Regions from separate parts of the Homo sapiens genome. Here region 1 is linked to region 2. A link is an interaction called in ENCODE POLR2A ChIA-PET data of the cell type or tissue named here. Cell type or tissue: K562. All regions are shown on one strand. Links, peaks and the distances in the headings refer to the core of each region. The heading gives the core; the rest is flanking DNA.

What was found. Peaks named below come from ENCODE experiments on the same cell type or tissue, not always from the same donor. Only the 100,000 strongest peaks of a DNase experiment are listed, where the experiment ranks them.
Region 1: POLR2A ChIA-PET joins it to region 2 with 5 read pairs; 2 of 35 experiments call an interaction of 5 or more read pairs at or near these places.

Annotation. Positions count from the first base shown.
Region 1 is chr1:15,005,359-15,010,729 of GRCh38, reverse strand. The region is part of intron 2 of KAZN (kazrin, periplakin interacting protein); the gene reads right to left. Among named protein-coding and RNA genes, the nearest start is that of TMEM51-AS1, 140 kb to the left of the region's middle. In K562, for the core only: no CTCF peak of the experiment used is centred there; a DNase peak (open chromatin) is centred at 2,546.
Region 2 is chr1:15,177,986-15,183,356 of GRCh38, reverse strand. The region is part of intron 1 of TMEM51 (transmembrane protein 51); the gene reads right to left. Among named protein-coding and RNA genes, the nearest start is that of TMEM51-AS2, 9.0 kb to the right of the region's middle. In K562, for the core only: no CTCF peak of the experiment used is centred there; no DNase peak of the experiment used is centred there; H3K27me3 peaks cover 3,933 bases.

The DNA.
Region 1 (5,371 bases), core at 283-5,282, 170 kb after region 2:
GTCACAGGTCCTGGGCTGCCAATATCACAAAAGCAAGACGGGCCGGGAGTGGTGGCTCACGCCTGTAATCCAGCACTTTGGGAGGCCAAGGTGGGTGATCACGAGGTCAGGCGATTGAGACCATCCTGGCTAACATGGTGAAACCCCGTCTCTACTAAAAAATACAAAAAAATTAGCTGGGCATGGTGGCGGGCGCCTGTAGTCCCAGCTACTGGGGAGGCTGAGGCAGGAGAATGGCGGGAACCTGGGAGGCGGAGCTTGCAGTGAACCGAGATTGCGCCACTGCACTCCAGCCTGAGCAGCAGAGCGAGACTCCGTCTCAAAAAAAAAAAAAAAAAAAAAAGCAAGACAACCAGATGGCACGTGCCCCTGGAGAGGAGGACCCAACATCTCCTTTGAAGGAGTCTTTCAAAAAAATCAGTAAAGAAATGAGTCTGAATCTGATCAAGCCTTTAGATGAACTATCAATTTACAGGAAATTCAAAGGACAGAGGAACATGTTAAGGACACCATGGGGATGCAATTAGCAAACTCCAGACCCTGGAAAACCTACCAGACAAACAACATGTTTCCTTCAACAAATAATTAGCAAGGATAATAAAAAAAGAAAGGAAGAAGAGCTTCTAGATTTAAAAAGACTTAAAAAGATATTAAAACTAATCACACTGTGTGGATATTTGGATCCTGATTCCAACAAGGTACAGAATTTATGAGTCAATAGGAAATTTGAGTAATAACAGTATCTGATCATTTTTTCAAGTGAGATGATAGTTTGGAGGTTATGTTTCTTAAAAAGAGTCCTTATCTTTTATAGATACATATTACAATATTTGTAGATGACATGATGCATCTTGGATTTGCTTCAAAATATTATGGGGAGGAACGAGCGGAGGGTGAGACAGAATTGGCCATGGGTTGATGAATGTTTGGGGTCAGGTAATAGGTAAATGGGATTAATTTCATTATTCTATTCACTTCTGTATGTAACAAAAATGTTCCATAATAAAAAATGCCACCAAGGCTAGCAGAAGACATTTTATGCCTCTGCCCAGTGGTCCAAATGGTGGAGCTTGAGTCTTGGCCAAGTTCTGTAGCCTTGTCCTCGCTCTCTTCCTTTGCTATGGAGCTGACAGCTGTCCCGTCTGCATGGGTGCTCAAAGCAGCCTCTCCCAACACATCTCTCAACTGCTGTGGGCTTAGCAAGAGGACTGGGCTCATTGCAGCTGTGGAAGCACGTTTCCCCAGCCTGAGCAAGGGGTGCCATGTGTGCAAAGGTGCTTGGCGTTGTGACTCTGGGTCTGCCTGTTCCCAGGCAACCCTCCTGGCCTTCCTGGTGCTCAGCGTGCTCTGGGAGCTGGGATGGCGCTTACCTGAGTTCTCCATAAGCACACTGTCACATGGCGCCCTCCCTCTCTTCTGTCGGGATTCTGGGTGCGGGAGGGGAATGTGACTGCTGCTTCTGTGAACAGGCACAGTCTCCTCAAGGCACATTATCCCAGGCTCTAACCCTGGGCGTGCTTTAAAAATCTTCCTGTCTTTGCAGGACGTGCCCAGGATGCCACCTGGGGAGTCAGTGCCCGGGCAGTAGGCTGCCCGAATTTCCTGGTGCCCTTGGGCCCCCTGGGTAGGGCTAGCTAAGGCTGGAGGGAAGGGGGCTGCTGGCTCACCCCAGCGGGCGGGCTCGTGTGCAAAACTGCCAACTCAGCACACGGGCTTTATTTACTTCTGCAAGAGAGAAAAGTATGTGACCTCTTAAGGAAACCAAAGTGAAGAATTTCCTGCCTGATTGTCCAGGGGGGAATAACAGGAACTGAGCTACTTACAGCCCAAACAAACAGCACTAAGTGATGAGGATGCAGGAGAGGCCTTGAGGACTGTGGCTGGCAGGGGAATGGGACCTCAGCCTTGCCGCTCCTCTTATGACTTTGCCGCCTCTGCCCAGGGCTCCTGGGCCCACAGGGACCATTGAGAAACCTGGGCTGACTCTCAGGATAGTAACAGTGCCTTACACAGACCTTGAACTTGGAAGGCAGACGGGACAAGCTAGAAAGAGCCTTAGACTTAGAGCCAGATACCAGGGCTAGAAGCCCTGTGGCACCTGTGCAGGTCACATAACCTCTGGCCTTTGAACCTGCCTGTTCCAGAGGGGTTTAAAGGGTCACATGAAATGACCTCTGCGAAGAGCTCTGCAAACAGTGAAGTGCTCTGGAAACCCGGCAGGGCATTCCCGGTCCTCATCATAGCTGTCTCACTCACCTCACACAACCTACTGAGTACCAGTGTTCCCATCTGATGAATGAGAAAGTAAGGCTCAGAGGGGTTAAATGACTTGCCTTGGTCAGCCTGCCAGTGAGCAGCAAGGCCGACTACTCTCAGGCTCGCCTGAGACCTGCAGAGTCCAGCAGGATCCACTGTAACACCTGCCACTTCTGGCCACTCATCCACTTGGGAAAACTCTTTCCTCCACGACTCTGGCAGCCTGGGCTTCAGACTTACAGCCGAGGCCTGGACTCCGAGGTGGTGCCGTCTGGATGGGTGAGGTGTGGCCCAAGCGCTGGGCTCATGGAGATAAGCTTCGGGCTGAGCTTCCAGGGGGAGCAGCTACCCACTTCCGCAGGCCACGAGTTCAAGACAAACAAGGCCTCCAGGAGCCTCAGCAGGCCTCAAGGCCAAAACAGTTATTTCATTTAAAAGGGAAGGAAGAAGGAGGTGATTTTTCTGCTCCAGAACTTGGCAAGAGACTCCGCAGCTGACCAGTCCCACTCGCAGGGGCCGCCTCTGTGCCAAGGCTGGGTGACGGCACGGCTCCCTTCCTGTGCTGATGGGGGCTCAAGGCTTTTGCACATGGGAGATGCTATGAACTGATAACTCTATCAGGAAAAAACTCCTTATGCAAATCAAAGCCGAGAAGTGAAATGGGCGGTGGCATTCAGGTTTGTTAGCAAGCAGGCATATGCTGGAAATGAGGAGTGCGCTGTTCCCAGTCTCCTCCGCTGTGGAGATACCCACTTTGCCGGGCCTGCTAATCATCTGTTATGGAGGCGGGCAGGTGAGCTACCTGCCCGGCAGAGCAGAAACCAGGAAGGGAAGGAAGGGGAGGGCTCCCACTACCCAACGGGTCGGCTGGCCAAGCCCACCTTGCGTCCCACCAGAGCTCGGCCCGAGCCTCCCACCTGGGACCTCCTCCTGCTCCCTGGGTCCAGATGTGGCCAGCCTGGGAAACAGAGAGGCCTGAGAGAGCCCTGGGCTCAAATCACACCCTCCACACCTCCCAGCCTAGTGCAGTGTGCCAAACTGGGGACCGTAATGTCTGCACCTCAAAGGTAGTGGCAACATTACATTCCTAGCTCATGAAAAACCCTCGCCAGATTTGGAGTGCCCGTTCTGGGTTCCAATCCTGCCTCTGCAGCTCACTGGTGATAAATGGGGTTAATCATACCCATAATATTCCAGCCCCTCACCTAGTGCTCTGGTTCCCGAGGACTGCCCAGCCTCCCAACATGCTGACTCTCAGAGTTGTTGCCAAAGGTTACATGAGTGTCTGTCCAGTTCCCAGCAGGGGCTTGGCCCCTTGAAGGTACTGAGTAAATACAGCTGTGATTGGTATTATGAGTATCATCAATCAATCCTTCCCTGGAATTTTCTGTTTTTCTTTTTTTTTTTTTTTTTTTTTGAGACGGAGTCTTGCTCTGTCACCCAGGCTGGAGTGCAGTGGCGCGATCTCAGCTCACTGCAAGCTCCGCCTCCCAGGTTCACACTATTCTCCTGCCTCAGCCTCCCGAGTAGCTGGGACTACAGGTGCCCGCCACCATGCCCGGCTAGTTTTTTTGTATTTTTAGTAGAGACGGGGTTTCACCATGTTAGCCAGGATGGTCTCGATCTTCTGACCTCGTGATCCGCCTGCCTCGGCCTCCCAAAGTGCTGGGATTACAGGCGTGAGCCACCGCGCCCAGCCCCTTCCCTGGAACTTTCTAAAATGGCAATCCTTGGCGCATCCCACCCTTCTTCCTGGCTTTATTTTTCTCCTTAGCACTTAGCACCAACTACCAGATCATACATTTTACTTATTTCTCTGGTTTATTATCTGTTTTGTCAACTGCTGTATCCCTGGCACCTAGGACAGTGTCTGGAACATAGTAGGTATTCAGTAAATATGTGCGGCATGAATGAGTGATTGATCACCTGCTTCCGCTCTGACACGTGGGCCTCAGCCCTGTGGATGGGATAAAATATGATGACGGGAAAGATAGGAGAAAGACCCTGCCTTTTCCCGGCTCGCTGTCAGGAGGGACCAGCCCGGCCCGGGCTTTTCTTGCTCCCATCCAGTCCAATCCAATTAGAACTTCACAAGCTGCTGCTGCATGCAAGGTAGCTGCTAGGTGACCACCAAACCTCTGCAGGTAGGAGAGGGCTCCTCTCTTCCCTAAGCCTAGCAAAGATTTAGCTCAAACCTCCCCTGGCCCAGAGGCCTGGGTCATCTACCTCTAGTCTTACTCCTGGCCATGAGAATCCTCCTTTGCTTCAACAAGATACTGGATGCAAAAGTGTTTTGTAAATGCTAAAGGGCTTGGCCTTTGGTTTTTATGTTTGCTGGTGCCCCTGGGCTGGCCAGTGAGTGGGTTTGGCAGAATACCCCAGAACCCCAGGTCTCATGGGGGTGGGAACTGTCTCTGACACAGCTCACAGTCCCAGGGTTCAAGGCTCAGATCCAGCTGAGTTCTGATCTTCAAGTTTCCAGCCATCCTAAGAGCTGCCTGCACATCTGCCCAGGGCCCAGTGTCGCGGTAAGGCACACGGGAAACAAAACTGTTAAGTGCCACTGCGGCCCGCTGAGATGTCTGTCCCATCACAAAGGAAACAATACAGGAGGCAGTGGTTTCCTTGCTGCTGAGATGCCAACACTAATGCCCTTTAGGTTAAAACAATTTTTTTTTTTTTGGAGACGGAGTTGTATCGCTCTGCCATGCAGGCTGGAGTGCAGTGGCACGATCTCACCTCCCTGCCACCTCTGCTTCCCAGGTTCAAGCGATCTTCCTGCCTCAGCCTCCCAAGTAGCTCAGATTATAAGCGTGTGCCACTATGTCTAGTTATTTTTAAAATATTTTTAGTAGAGATGGGGTTTTGCCACATTGGCCAGGCTGGTTTCGCATCCCTGACCTCAAGCGATCCACCTGCCTCAGCCTCCCAAAGTGCTGGGATGATAGGTGTGAGCCACCGCACCCGGCCCCCTTTAGGTTAAAATTTAAACTCAGAAAAACAAAACAAAACAAAACAGGAAGGGGTGGGCACAATTCTGGCTAACCTGGAGCCCAGGGAAAATGGGACAGAGTTGGCAGGGTCAGTCTCGGGGAGGTGTGGAGCAGGGTGCACA
Region 2 (5,371 bases), core at 227-5,226:
TTTTACCTCTGCACGATACTGCCTTATTTGTAAATCAAGTAGCATATTACGCACATGACGGATGCATAACATTGAAAGGAATTTCCTAGTGAATGCTTCTATAAAATAAAGAATTCTGCTGTTGGGGGATATTTATCCCTTGTGTGCTTTTTTGGTAAATGACATCTTGGATTCAGAATCTGTTTAAGCAAAGTCCATAGATCCATATGTTCCCAAAGAGTGTTGATTCTACCAGCAGACATAAAACAAGTCCAACAGGGAAGATGCTGGGGCTACTCAAATTTAGAAGCCATTGGCTGGGCGTGGTGGCTCACATCTGTTATCCTAGTACTTTGGAAGGTTGAGGCGGGAGGATCACTTGAGGTCAGGAGTTTGAGACCAGCCTGGCCAACATGGTGAAACTCCATCTCTACTAAAAACACAAAAATTAGCTGGGTGTGGTGGCAGGTGCCTGCAATCCCAGTTACTATGGAGGCTGTGGTAGGAGAATCAGTTGAGCCCAGGAGGCAGAGGTTGCAGTGGGATGAGATCACGCCACTGCACTCCAGCCTGGGTGACAGAGTGAGATTCTGTGCCCCCCAAAAGAAGAAACAGTGGATATTTCTGTGTCCTCTGTCAGGCTGGCCTTCCCTCCTCACAGCCACCAGGTAAATAATCTTTTAGCTTTGGGGATCCAGTACTTTCCTTCTATGGCCCTTCTTGCCTGTCCTCTTTCTTGCTCCCAACTGCCTAAGGTACTTATTTCCAGAATTTAATATGCAGGACAATCCATTTAGATAGAACATGGGGCCTCAATTTTGCAAATGAAGAACCTGAAGCTCAGAGAGGTGAATTATTTGCTCAAGGTCACACTGCCAGTTGGCGAGAGACCCAGAGCTTGAACAGCTCAACTCGGAGTGGTCCTGGTATACTGATGATCACATAAGCTGAGGCTTGCTGACGCTGTGCCAAAAGCTTGCCTGCTTGATCTTACGACAGTCCGATTGGGCAGGCGCCATGGCTATGTCCATTTTACAGATGAGGAGACTGAGGCTCACAGAGGAAGAGTGACACATTCTCAAGGTCATGCAGCCAAGAAGAGAGCAGGGATTTGACTCCAGAAGGGATGCTCTTATTATGTACTGCCATTCTGCTTTCAGCCTAGTGCAGTTATTTATTTATTTATTTATTTATTTATTTATTTATTTATTTATTTGAGATGGAGTTTTGCTTTTGTTGCCCAGGTTGGAGTGCAATGGCGCAATCTCGGCTAACTGCAACCTCCACCTCCTGGGTTCAAGCGATTCTCCTGCCTCAGCCTCCCGAGTAGCTGGGATTACAGGTGCACACCACCACGCCCAGCTAATTTTTGTATTTTTAGTAGAGACAAGGTTTTGCCATATGGGTCAGGCTGGTCTTGAACTCCTGGCCTCAGATAATCCACCCACTTTGGCCTCCCAAAGTGCTGGGATTAACAGGCGTGAGACACCACTCCCGGACAGTCACACATTTTAAATTTATAAACCAGCCCTCGTGGAGTTTCATGCAGGCAGCCAGACGTCACGGTTTGATGGTTCACCTTTTATTTTTGTTTTCAACCCAAAGAAAACAGAGCAGCTTGAGAAACCCATGCTGTGGTTCCCACAACACAGGCAAAACACTAAAGCAAGCATACAAAATAAATAAACAGAAAGGTTGTTTGTTCACCTTGAGCCCCGTCTGGTCGAGAACCTGCTGCCATGACCTGAGAGCCAGGGCTGTGGGGTGGGAAGCTCATCGTTTACTTAGACATGACGGTAACCATCAGCCCGAATCTCTTGCAAGGGAGTAAAGAAAGATGGTTAGGAACCGAAGCCTGGGAACGAGGCTTTGAGTTTTTAAAAATGAGAGAATCCAAAAGACGGTTTAATTTGAGCGCTTAAGAGTCCCTGGATGTAGTTCAAAAAGGCTTTTTGCTACACCTGTTGCCACATGCCACCTGGAGGCTATCCTGTCACTTCCTCAAAGGCATGAAGGACAACTTCCCATCCTACTGCAACCTGGAGCCCCACCCAGCTCAGTTACAAACCTAGACAGGTGAGTGACCTCGCAGATGACAGCAAATATCAGCAGACAAGTACAAAAGGTTTACAGTGTTCAGGGTGCCGTTCTATATGCCTTACATCTATTGACTCATTCCATCCTCACTGTAGCTTGTTAAGGCTGGTATTAGCACTCCCATTTTAAAGATGAAGAAACTGAGGCTTGAGGCATTAAGTAACTTGTCCAAGGTCCCACAGCTGGTAGAAGAGGGATGTGAAATCACTCTTGGAACCAGTGCACACAGCCTTCCGGAAGGACAGGCTCTCACTCAGCCAGCGATGGATTCTCCGTCCAGTCTGCAGGGGGTCTTCTGCATTGATCCCCATCCCACAAAGCTGATGACAGCATGGTGCAGTGAACAGAGGCAGGAGTTGAGCAGACCCAAGTTTCAATCCCAGCTCCTCCATTTTCTAGCTATATGACCTTGGGCGAGGGACTTGACCTTTCTGAGCCTTGGTTTTTGCTCTGCAGATAAGAATAGCACCTTGCCTATAGGGTTATTATAAGGATTAAATTAGATAATAATAGCCAGCATTTGCTAAATGCTCCCCGTGCTAAAGGCTCTGTGAGGGAAGAAGTACGGCCACTGTCTTCGTTTTACAGAAGAGGAGCTGAGCCTCAGAGAGGTTAGGTCACTTATACAGAGAAACATAGGCAATCATGGAGAAGTGGGGGCTCTTAGCTCCAGCCTCTAAGAACTACACAATGCATCCGCTCATATAATTAAACATGCCCCCAAAACAATCAGCATAGTGTCTATAACACAAAAGCTCCTCAGCACACAGCCAAAATCATTATCTGGAGGGCTTCCAGGGAGGCAGAAACTGATCAGAGAGTGCCTGTCTGGTTCTGCCCGACGCCCAATACCTGATGTGTGTCTGCAGCCCTGCAAGTGAGTGCTGGCCTCTGTTCCCAGCACAGCGGGCCCTGTGATGCCCGGCACATGGCCAGGATCTGCCTGGTGACTGAGGAGCCTTTGTCCATAGCTTAGAGCTGGTCTTGCTGACGATCAGGAGACAGCCCTGGGACCAGACTTTGACCGCAATTAGGTTTATGCTTAAAAACAGACTAATGGTAAATGCTCAACAACTGCAAAGACTCAGCCATCCTGCTAAAGCCAGAAGAGACTTTAGCAATTAGTGTCTGGTGGTGCCCACCGCAGGCTGGGCATCAACACTCAGCACTTGCTGAGCATGGAGATGCTCGTGGGCCACACCCTAGGTCTGCTGACTCAGTTGCCAGGGCTGGGGCGGAGGCATCTGCCCTTTACTTATTTATTTACTTAAGATGCAGTTTATATATAGTAAAATGCACAGATCTTAGTGTACACTTAGATGCACTTTTGAGAACTGTATATATCCATGTAACCATTGCCCAGAGAGAAGACATTTCCATGATCCCAGAAAGTTCCCTCATATGTGCATACCTTCTTTCAGTCTACCTTTCTGCCTTATTTTAACAGCGGTTAGTTTTGCTTATATTAGAAGGTTTTGCATTTGTTTGTGTTGCTTTTTGAGACAAGGTCGTGCTCTGTCACCCAGGCTGGAGTACAATGGCATGATCTTGGCTCACTGCAGCTTCAACTCCTGGGCTCAAGCCATCCTTCCCGTTTCAGCCTCCCAAGTAGCTGAGGTTACAGGCATGCGCCACCACGCCCGCTAATTTTTATATTTTTTGTAGAGACAGGGTTTTGCCATGTTGCCCAGGCTGGTCTTGCACTCCTGGGCTCAAGTGATCCTCCCACCTCGGCCTCTCAAAGTGATGGGATTACAGGCAGGAGCTATTGCACCGGCCAAAAGTTTAGGGAAGTGGAATCACCCAGAAAGTGCTCTTCTGTTTGCCTTCCTTTGCTCACCCATGGTGTGGCCTGTATCCCGTTTCCTTTCCTTCCTTTAACTTGCTGAGTAGCCATCAGCTGTGTGACTGTATCAGTTTGTTTAGCTGTTGGCCTGCTGAGGGACAGCTGGGATGTTTCCTCCACTAGAGGAAATGCATAATGTCAGGCATAATGCTGCTCTGAACCTCTGTGTACCAGCCTGTGTGAAAAAGGCAGCTGTTTGCCTTTCTCTCTATAAATACCCAGAAGTGCAATTGCTGGGTCACAGGTAGAAGTGCTAATTTTAATCACCTGTCCAGGTGCCACAGCTGCCCAGTTGGGGTGCGATTCCCCAGTCTGTTCTCTTTTAAGCCCCATGTCCAGATGCCAAGCCCCTGGAGGTTACAAGATCTGCTCTGAGTCACAGAGGAATCAGTTTTCCTAACGAGCAGTCCCTGAGTCATTCCACATTTTGATTTCCATTTAGCTTTGAAAGTTGAACCGATTCTGGGTGGTTTGTTCTGACTAATGATGTCAGCCGTTCATATGAGGGCTAAAAGCCCATGGAGATAACACAAGGAAAGTTCCGGCTGCCAAGGCATCAACCAGGTTTCATGCCCATTGAACACACTGCTAAATCGCACCATTCTCAGTCCTTCCCCTAAACTCTCCGCTAAGGGACCTCCAGGGGACCAATGCAGATCTAGCAGAGGCAGTAAAGCAAGGTGGTTAGAGTCAGTGGAGATAAAAATCCAGGTCTGTCTGGATGGTTTTAGGCAAGTTGCTTCAACTTTCTGAGCCTCAATGTCCTCATCTGTAAAATGGGCACACCACCAGTACTAACTCACGATACTGGAGTATATGAGGTATATAAAAGGAGATGGTAGGTGAGCAGCAGATGGGGGTCAGGAAGCAAAGGGAGCAGCAGTTTGAGACCCGGCCGTTATCTGAAGACCCCGGAAGCACTACCTTGCGGTCTGCTAAACATGCAGATTCTTGGGCCAGATGAAGGACTTACAGAATCAGAATGCGAGGTAAGGCCCGGCATCTGCTTTTAATTAGCCAAGTGATCCTGATGCTCACTAAAGCCTCAGAGTCCTCATCCTGGGGTGTGGACCCAAGAGGACTCTGAGGAATCGGCTGAGCTCAAGGATATAGAGACAGGTGGGGTGGGAGGACCAGGAAGGGAGTTAAGGCTTGGAAGAGCCACCATGGGCAACCGAAGGGACCGCTCTACTCCTCCACCAGGACTGTCTCCTGGCTCTGCCCCAGGGAATCCCTCTTCCACCCCTGCTCACCTAGCAAGACTCCAGCCTGGCCACACAGGTCTCCAGCCACAAGGACCTCATGTGGCCTGATGGGTCAACTCAGCTAAGTGCTAAATGCCTGTGCAAGGCAGGCATTATTGAGCCAGGGTCAAAGGTTCTGGTTCTAGGTTCGACTCCCAGCTGTGTTACTTCCTTCCTGGCTGGGTGAACGTCAGTGTGTCATTTC